Linked DNA regions of Homo sapiens: region 2 is linked to region 1. A link is a contact called in ENCODE Hi-C or POLR2A ChIA-PET data. All regions are on one chromosome and are shown on one strand. Each heading gives the region's core, a stretch centred on a gene start or an enhancer-like site at or near the end of the contact. The rest is flanking DNA. Distances are from core to core; before and after follow the strand shown.

Evidence for each region. Hi-C counts contacts between places; a loop is a spot of excess contacts on that map. ChIA-PET counts read pairs that join two places held with the same protein, here RNA polymerase II (POLR2A). Pooled maps may share reads with other maps.
Region 2: a map of endothelial cell of umbilical vein shows a loop between it and region 1 (3-fold over the local background). The contact joins two enhancer-like sites. A Hi-C loop is called at or near these places in 1 of 168 maps with a recorded cell type or tissue (endothelial cell of umbilical vein) and 1 of 50 pooled maps. POLR2A ChIA-PET finds 5 or more read pairs at or near these places in 1 of 52 experiments (activated CD4-positive, alpha-beta T cell).

The regions. Positions count from the first base shown.
Region 1 is chr4:156,594,692-156,599,740 of GRCh38, reverse strand. No RefSeq gene overlaps it. Among named protein-coding and RNA genes, the nearest start is that of LINC02272, 45 kb to the left of the region's middle. RefSeq lists an enhancer at 327-1,526. Within about 2 kb of position 1,585, at least 3 of the 41 ENCODE cell types and tissues checked have a DNase peak (open chromatin) inside an H3K27ac peak, as active enhancers do; they include endothelial cell of umbilical vein, where a contact is called at or near this core.
Region 2 is chr4:156,947,347-156,951,954 of GRCh38, reverse strand. The region is part of intron 1 of PDGFC (platelet derived growth factor C); the gene reads left to right. Among named protein-coding and RNA genes, the nearest start is that of PDGFC, 22 kb to the left of the region's middle. Within about 2 kb of position 2,439, at least 5 of the 41 ENCODE cell types and tissues checked have a DNase peak (open chromatin) inside an H3K27ac peak, as active enhancers do; they include endothelial cell of umbilical vein, where a contact is called at or near this core.

The sequences.
Region 1 (5,049 bases), core at 336-2,835:
GTTTTCCAGTTGGGACAATCTATGAAATTGCTAATACCCCCTGATTCCTGGCTGGCATATTCAACTGCAAAATAGAAACAACCTTTCCTGCTTCATTTTGGTAGTTTCTTTTCTGGTCACAAGTTGAGACAGGAAGTGCTGGAGCCCATGGAAAATTGAGAAAAAATCCAGACAAAACAAACAATGATGCTTTTGAATTTTAGAAACTTTGCAAATATTTAGTTTATGTCAAGTTTTGGTTACTGAGAAGACTGTTCATATGGACCCAACTTTCTTAAAAATAAGACAAAAATTGGAAGCCATCAATATCTTTAACTTATATTTAATCTTAGATCAATTAAAATATCAATTATTGGTACATAATGTTCATATGAGGAATTTTGCTTGAAAATTCAAGATAATAGTTTAAACGTGCACCAAATAGTTTGTAGAAATAACCAGTTTAAAATGTAAGAACAAGTAATGATAATGGTACCTAAACATTTGGGTATTTATAACCTTTCTTCTTAAGTTCATCTGCTTCTTTTTTTGTTTTATTTGGTTTTGTTTTAATCTGGCATTACATTGTAGACATTCAGAAGAAAAAGATTAATATATTTCTTCCAGTTTCCCCCTTCTGCCTAATAGTCTCAATTGAACTGATCCCTTGCTTCATTGTCAGAAGATGATTCTTGGTCCCTGTATTTATTATAAAAGCTCAACAGTAAAATGGAAAACTTTAGACATAATTGCAGAAGCTACCAGAAATATTAGTGGATATTCAGTTTCACATGTCACATTTATTTTCAACTTGGGTCATTTCTTAAATACAATATGAATAACACAGATGAGTTTTCTATTCTCTTTAGGAATAAAAGTTTTCCCTTTGAAGCTTTACTATAGCTTGTCTGATCTGGAAAATTATCTGTCTATATCTAAGGCTAAGACATTGCCTAGTTCAAATTAGCTTTAAAACACTACACAAAACAGTATGACAGAGTGGCCTGAAGCAGAGGATAATTTTTCAGTTGAAAAATGGAACTAAGCAGCTTCCTAAGTGGAATCAGAGAGCGACAGAGAGGTCAAGGCAAGCACAAGTGCTCTTGAAACAAGGAGTGACCCTTTGAGGGTGGCTTGGGCACTTGTTGAGACTCCAGACACACTGCAAGCAGAAAACAACATTAGCCCAGACAGGATGTATGAGTCAAGGATATCTAAAGAAGATGCAAAACGTAGCATCCAGGCATTTGCAACTTTCCAATTGCCGGGCTCCACTTGCGGTCCGCGCTGCTGGTTGGAGCATACTGTAAAGGAAATATAAACAGTTTAAATTAAGTACCAGAGCTAAATCTCTCACATGACTTTCTGAAAAGATGAGGAATGAAATTATCAGCACAATTAGAAGTCTTGAGTCTGCTGGGTCAGGGGACAGGAGAGGAATTCTTGGCACAAAAGAACAGGAAGCACAGCAACTCGGCCATATATGGAGGAGGGGTGAGCCTTTCAAGCAAAATTACTATGACCTCAAAGCTTCTGCTACTCAGACAGCTGTATTGAATTCTGTTCAATGCCAAAGTAGTACCTTAAGCCAGTTTATCTGGTTTGGCTTTGAAGTGGCAATAAAAACCAGGAGCCTCCTGACCTGGGTCATTTCTAAAAGGAGTTGTTTTCTTTCAGCTTTTCCAATTTTAAGAGCAGTTACACTTACAGGTGTGTGTGTGAAAGAGTGTGGTAAAGGGAACATTTGCTAACACGGAAAATGTGAAAGAAGTCTAGGAATCTTCCAAATGTATTGTAGATTTGGACTTTAAGCAATCTCAATATGAACAGTGAATACAATGAAATAAAGCAAACATAATTTGCAATCAGATGCAATAGACAAACATGTTTAGACCAACCTCGCTGATTTTATTCTTTAGTGACTTGTTGCATCCAAATGGACTTCTTGGATTGGAAACTCCATTCACATGGAAAGAGAGTAAACAGCGCATGCAAAGTCCCATTTTGCAAGCAGAAGTCTTTCAATGTTTTGGCAAGTAACTTTGCTATTTGGATGCATTCTACTCCAGCTAGTCCTTCTGGGAAACCTAAGGCATCATTCTTACCTACTGTTGAAAAGAAGGAAAGGCACCATTTCTGAGATGGTCCAAAATCGACTTTGCAAAGAGTTATTCAACAGTAGTAGTTTTTGGAAAATGTAATAGCCATCATTTGTCCTTGTAGGGAACAATGTTCCACTCCATATATTTTATAGGTTTTTTTTCAGCTCATTTTATTGCTGCTAAAAGTATACTGGCCAGTCCATTATGCATTATAGTGGGCAAAATAATAGGTGACAATAACATCAGGTTAGTTTCTAGGATTTTTTAAAATTAGCTTTATGAAAATATAACAAAGTAAGAGGTTAAATTAATTAGCTAAAATAAATTCTTTGTATTTAACTGAGAAATTCAATGTCTAAGGAGTTCCAGAGCATTCTTCCATATGGTCCACTTTACCTGGACAAGAAGATCCTATGCAGATGCAAACCAGACTGTCTTATCACTAATCCCATTTCTTTAAGACCCTTTATAAAAATAATGTACGCTTGCGGCTTAAAGTCAAATTCCTTTAACTGAAGACAAGCTTGGATTGGGAGCATTTCCTGTGCCCTGCCAGTTGGTGTAGTATGTTTTATTGGATAGCAGAACTCTGTAATGCATTTCAACTCACTCGATAAAGTCTATCCTGTTCTCTAAGAGAAGAGTCCATTGTTTTTGGTTATTTGCCTTCCTAATCATAAACAATGTAAAATTGGTTATAATTTATTGCTGTAAAGTTTGCATTACCCTCTTGAGCAATTGCTAATGTTCCCCTTTTTCCACTTCTTCCTCATCCTCATATTAATAGACAATATAAGCAACTTCCTACAAAAATACTTTCAGGATTTCTTCTAATACATTTATTTCCCATAAAAATTACACCAAAAGCACATTAAAATAATCAGCACAGCTGACTGATTTTCATTAGGCTGCTTCTAGATTATTTTAGGTTTTGACGATGAAAATCATTTACTCTCTTTGTGGCTTTAAGCACAGGTCTGCCTAATGACAGACAGATGCTGGGACTTGGATGCCGACTTTCTCTGTATATGCAGAGAATCTCTGCTGACCTAGAAATGAGGTAGTTGTTGCCTATATACTCTGTGGCAGACTCCTGGAGAAGTCATTCAATAGGAAACTTAAAAAAAGAAAAAAAAACCTTTACCCAGAAGATATTTACTACAATAAGATTCAAATTACCAAAGATTTTATCTTCTGGACTATTATTTTTTGAACCTCATTTTGATTCTGCACCTCAATATCATTGAGCAGAGAGGAGTTTTTTTTTCCCCCCATGTAAGCACTAGATTTATTTTTGAAACAAATTAGAATTCATTGCAGAAGGGAGTACTGTGGGAGTTTGGAGTGTAGTATTTTGGCAAGAAGCACATGAGAAACTTTCACCCTGGGTATTTCTGGTCCCACTGGAGAGGAATACCAGGAATGCGGTGCCTCAATCTGTTCTCACAAGACTTGTGGCTTGAAATTCACACACCCACAAGGTTTAGATAAGAGTCTACCCTGAGCTTGGTCCTTGTGGATGCTTCTCTAAGGCTTAAGAAGCATTTCCACCTTTCGATGGGTCTCCATCCCCATCTAGGCTGATATTTGTGCAGTGCAATAGTTGTTTTCTCATTAAGAAGAGGAAACAATGAGAGTGATGGAGGAAAAGTCAATGAAAAGCATGCCCTGCTTTGCGTTAAAAAAAATTTCTGGTAAAAATGTCAGTATACAACACATAAAAATTTCATTGACCTGATTCTACTCTTTCCTACTTTTGTTCCCACCCTACCAATAATCCTGTTTTGGAAGAAGGCTGCTTTACATAAACTCTAAATCTTATTTTCTTATGAGTGTTTTCTCGTGAGTCTTCTCACTCCTTTCTTTTGCTTCATTGATTTTGTAGAAAGGCTGCTTCAGAAATCAGCCACCTGCTCAGATTGCCTAGATGATAAAATTAAGCTCTCAACTGGTGTGAGCAGAAGTTTCAATAAAAAAATTCAATTCAGAATTCTACTCAAAGGTATATTGAGTTTAGACCATGGGATATGCTTTAGCTTCAGAACTAATTGCTTCTCAGGGAATCAATTATGTTAGGTTGATCAAATGTGACTGTAGGGGGACATGTATGTTTATTGACCAAGAGTTATATGGCAGGCACAATACTAGCTGCCAAAATAATGGGAATGGCTCACATTTATATTGTGATTACAGTGTACGGTCATGTTCTAAGCACATTGATCCTTACTACAAATCAGAGAAAATGTTGCTGTTGCTTTTTCTATTTTGTAGATGAGGAAACAGAGAGGGGTTAAAACATCTTTACCAGGACACACAGCTGTATGTAGCAGGACTGGGGTTTATACCTAGCATTTTGGCTCCAGAATTTATGCTCTTAATCACTCTACTGTGGTGTGTTTGTGTGTGTGTATGTGTGTTCGTGGGTGTGTATGTATTTTGCAAACAGTTTTATGAATCATTGTTTGAAAGAGGATATTTATTTTTGCCCCTGTTCAGTTATTTTCTGTTACCAACTGTATTACAGTCAGTACAGACTGTTTTGGTGTGCAACACATTACATCAAATCTTACTGGTTTGAAAAAAATGAATATTTCTGATCAGATCATTTCTCTGAGTTAAGAATCAGAGCACACCTACCTCGCTGGGTTTTCTGCCTCAAAGTTTCTTATAGTGCTGCAGTTTAAGTGTTGGCAGGAGCTTCAGTCTTATCTGAAGACGTAACTGGGAGAGGATCCTTCCAAACTCATTCTTGGTGGTTGTCAGGCTTCAGTTCCTCACAGGCTGTTGTTCTGAGGGCCTCAGTCTCTTGCTGGCTGCTGGCCAGGGTCCTCCTTCTGGTACTTGCCATGTGGGCTCCCCGTAGGCAGCTCACAACATGTCAGCTGGCATAAAGTATGATTTATTACAGCAGATATAAAATGTTTGTGTAGAATAAACCTGTTTTACTAAAATAGGTTAATTCTGTGGT
Region 2 (4,608 bases), core at 1,190-3,689, 350 kb before region 1:
AAAAGTGTTCTTGGAAGAAGAATACTCTTTTTTCCTATCTATTTAGGCATTCACTGGAACTTTCTTTACTTCTAAAATTTATGCTTGAAATGGCTCAGAGTTTGTGTATGTGGAGCATATTGGAGGCTGATTGTATCTGTGAGTTTAGGAAAGACTTAACTTGATCCCTTGTGCAATGAAGTCTTTCAAAGAAAACGAGGGTTTTTTGTTTTTTTTTTTTTTTCTATAAGGTAGAGTGGATATTCAGGCTCAGATTTTAGCTAAATTAAGAAGGACCTTTCTCTGTCCAGAATAGTATCACAAAATTAAGACTGGCTCTGGAAGAGAGACAGAGGATGCCCTCTTTTCATTGTCATACACCATTTGAATTGTGTTTGATAAATTTATATTGTGACCTTGAAAATGAAACCACTCAGAAATCCTGGTTAATTTCTGCCCCATGCGTCAGTCTCAAAGGGGAGACCTGCCTTTGCCAACAGACCATTCAGTAAGAAACAAAAATATTAAAACTCCACAATCACAACTTATATGGTCAATAATGGTTTCAAAAATTAAAAAAATTGATCCTGGCATATTTACAAGCAATTATATATAAATACAGGAACATGTATATTATGAATTTTCTTTAAACTATTTGCCTGCATTGATTATAGAGAGAATGAAGCCTCACAATGAAATCTGATTGAATAAATTTAAACACTGTTGTGATCACGAGCGTTGTTTTATTAAGTCACTGGAATGTAAGATACATGAAGCCTGAAATTTTAGTTGTTGTTATTGGAGGTTTATTTATTTTCTCCTACTGCTTTATCTTCAGGATCTAGAACCTTGCCTGGCAGGCAGTAGGTACTCTTAACATTATTTGTTTAGTGAATGAAGAGAAGGGTGTAAGAAGCATCTACCTCTGGAGATAAAAATACAGTGAGGTGAAAGAGAAGTATATATTTTCCTTTCTCCTTGTTTAGGTTATAAACTGTCATATCCATAGCGCCTAGATCAGGGCTTGGTAGTTACTCTGAAATTGAAAGATTCAATAAGTGAATTTTTACATGAAGAAAAATGTGAACTGCTGATTTTGTCTGTTATATCAATTGTCATTTTACTTTTGCTCTTTTTGCCAATTTCTAGAATTTTTTTCTTATTTATTTCATAAATTTGTAGTCATTTAGCAATTCAACAATTATAAACATTTGGAAGTTCTGTGTATTTGTGGGTATAAATAGATTTTTTTTCTGATTTAACACTGCTTTCAAATTGCTTATTGAACTATAGTGGAGAGGAAAAAAAAAGAACTTTTCTTCTACCTCTTAGGTTTAGAAGTTAAACTACAAATTAAACTGACAAAAGACAGAGTAACAGGAGAAAAGGCATATTAATTTTATTAATATTTTAAATTTTGTGTGCATAAGGGCTTCAAAGTAAGGATGTGAAAATCTTAAAAAGCAGTTAGACTTGGGATTTTCTATACCGTTTTAATGAATGGTGATAAATTGTGGAGGAGTGACTAGACAATGGAAAGGGGATTTGAGCTTCTAGCGCCAATGAAGTTTGGGAAAGTGACCAAAAAACATGGGGAAACTAATATTATTATCTAATCATAACAGATAATGTTATTTTAGTAAGGTTATTTTAGTTAAGTCTGCATATACAGTCTCATTCCAGCGCCAGCTGTTTGTCTGTGCTAAGGGTCACTTTCCTCATCCTGGAATGGAGGGAAAGGGGGCATTTATGTCATCTTCAAAAAGGAAAATTTATGTACTACTTTTCGGCAGATAACTGGAGAACGGAGAACTTTTCCCAAATCTGTTTATTCTTACTTGTCTTCAGCTCAAAATAATCCTTATGCCAGAAAGGCATATTTTAGGGTGTCATACTCGAGACCCCTTCATAATCATTGATTAAAACATATGACTGTTTCTGATAGCATATATAGCCTAGGAAAAATGTCATAGGTAGTGCTGGTGGTTGTTGGACATGCTGTTGCTTATGTACCTTTGAGTGAAGCTATTTTTATTTCCTGTTATGCTTACTGCTTGTTTTCCTGAAGGTAAAGCTGTAAGTTACAAATATATGTGACCCAATTCTTAACAGCTTCTGCCAGGACTGACCCTATATCATCTCAGGTATGTCCTCAAGGGGACGTAGGGGAAGGGGAAACAGTTCTGTTTTCTCATTTGTGCAGTCTTTGATTTCCATAGAAAGTCAAAAGTCATTCTAGTAATACACACTTAGGAAATGTGAAGTGCTATGACTCATTTTATTTTGGCTTTGCACAGTGTAGAAAATTTCTTGGCTAGGAAGAAATTCCTTTTCAAACTACCAGTCCTCCCCAAACAATTCTCCTCCCTTCTGAATAGGTAGTTCTCTCTTTGCACAGACATTCTTCTGGGCTTAGCTGCTGTGTAACCTCTTAACCCTTCATTAATAATTTCCTGAGGCCAGTTTGTTATAAAGAAATATTGCAGCACAGACAGTGTGTGAGCAAGAGAGAGAGAGAGAAAGAGCGAGAGAGAAAGAGAGAGAGACACACACACATACTACTTTTTAATGACCAACTAGAATGGGGTTAATGCTCTGAAAGAAATAAAAAAAAAAGTACACATTAGACTTTTTCCCCATTACTTTGCACGTTAATCAAGGAGATCACCCCCTTAGGCAGAAGGTAATAAATACTTTTCAACTTCTCTCTGTTATTCAGAATAAATGGCTCATTTCTATATTATACACATATTTAAATGCTTTGAGTATTTAAAAGAATAATCATGAATCTTTCAAAGAATTCTTAATAGTAGGAGACCGTTGGTGAGTAAATTTATCTCTTTTTGGTTCTTAACAAAAGAGATAGTCTCTCTTTTCTTGAAGAAATCACCAAGGAACTGGATGTTTTCAGAGATGGACATTTGGGCTTCCACTCTCCTGCGCTATAATCCTTTCTCACCTTTCTCATATTTCAGCAGCACAGGACCTCGGTGAATTTCACACTGGTCCCTTGGCTAGCCAGTAGAGCAATAAACCTCCCATGAGAAATGCTGTGAATTACACAGAGCTGTCATTACTCAGGGGATACGGGGCAATGATCAAAATGCTGCCTCCACAGAGAAATGCTCACACTCTAATGTTAAGTGAAAAAGCAGGGTGAGAATAAGATTTTAAATATTTTTATGTATGCCCCCATAAATATTTCTATGTATGTAGAGGAACTAGAATGAAATACACTAAAATGTTGTAAGTATTTCATCTATAAAGGCTGTAGGGCAGCGGTGGGGGTGTTGGTACTTTCCTTTCTAAAATACATAGTATTTTCCAAATTTCCTATAGTAAGCTTATATTACTACTATATTAGAAACAATGCTGTGCTAATTCCTTAAACCTAATTTAAACAGAGGGTTCAGGGAAGGCAAATACAAATAGCATTTTCTCCTATTGTAACGGAAAGCACCTTAATATGCCAAGACTTTTTTTAGAAGCCTAGGAGGTGGCATTCTTAAAGGTGGCCCTTCAGGCTTAAGATTTAAAATTGGCTCTTAATTTTATCCCAGAGCTCGATGTGGATATAGTCAAAGCGGCCGCAGCAGTCGGTGCAGGAGAGCCATCACAACAATTATCTATGTTGTTTTTGGCAGTTTATAAGAAATGTTGTTTTCACAAGACCTAAGAGTTTTGTCTGGGAAGAAAGAAGATAGCTGCCAACATTTGGCACCATATGGGGTTTTCGTCTTTTCCTTTTTTTTTTTTTTTTAGCTGTACATCCCCTCTTGAGCCTTGAAGATCAAGACAATATTCTGGGAGGTTTTTTTTTTTTTTAGTACACTTGTTGGAAACATCTGGAAAATGCCATTAGGTTGCACACCATGGACTTCATTTATAGACAAGTGTGTGAGATAAAAAACATGGAAAGAAAATCCCTGCTTTGCAGCTGCATTCTATGGCACACCATCCACAGTGTGTGTGTAGACCGTAGAGACTTGCTATTCACACTTATTGAGACTAGCAGATCGAGAAACTGTAAATTAATTTCCCTTTCTAGGCATAGAATGTCCGTCAACCATACCAGAACCTGTCTCTTATTGAAGTCAGGCAGTTTCTGATTTTATTGCTACTTTGCTTTTACCCTAAGGCTGCACATTCACACTCTCCACAGTATATGGACATCATAGTCAATGTAGAATATTTTGTCCTAGGAAATATTATTTAGTTTTTGGAAGAAACACTGCAGATTGTGCTTATGACACTAAACTGAATCAAGGATTCAGTTTAAAGGATTGAGGGGAAAAGGCTGATAGTGACAATCTCGTTTCTTAGACCTCTTTTTGCTGTTATACCTCAACTAAGGCAGTTGTTTTGTGATACCACCTCTCATTAATTTATCTACACATAAATAAGGAACTAAGCAACAAATAAATAAACAAGGAAACAAAACCACACAGTTTTATTTCCTGAATTTCAGTTTTTCTTGTTGTCCTGTCTTTCATTGTCATCCTTCATTTTGATGTTTACTTAGTTTAATTCCATGTTTCAAATGAAAACTACTGTCTGCAGAGTCTAGAACCCCTGAAAGTGCATTAGCTAGGCCATGTCAGGGGAGAACTTTAAATTAAAAGAGAGTTT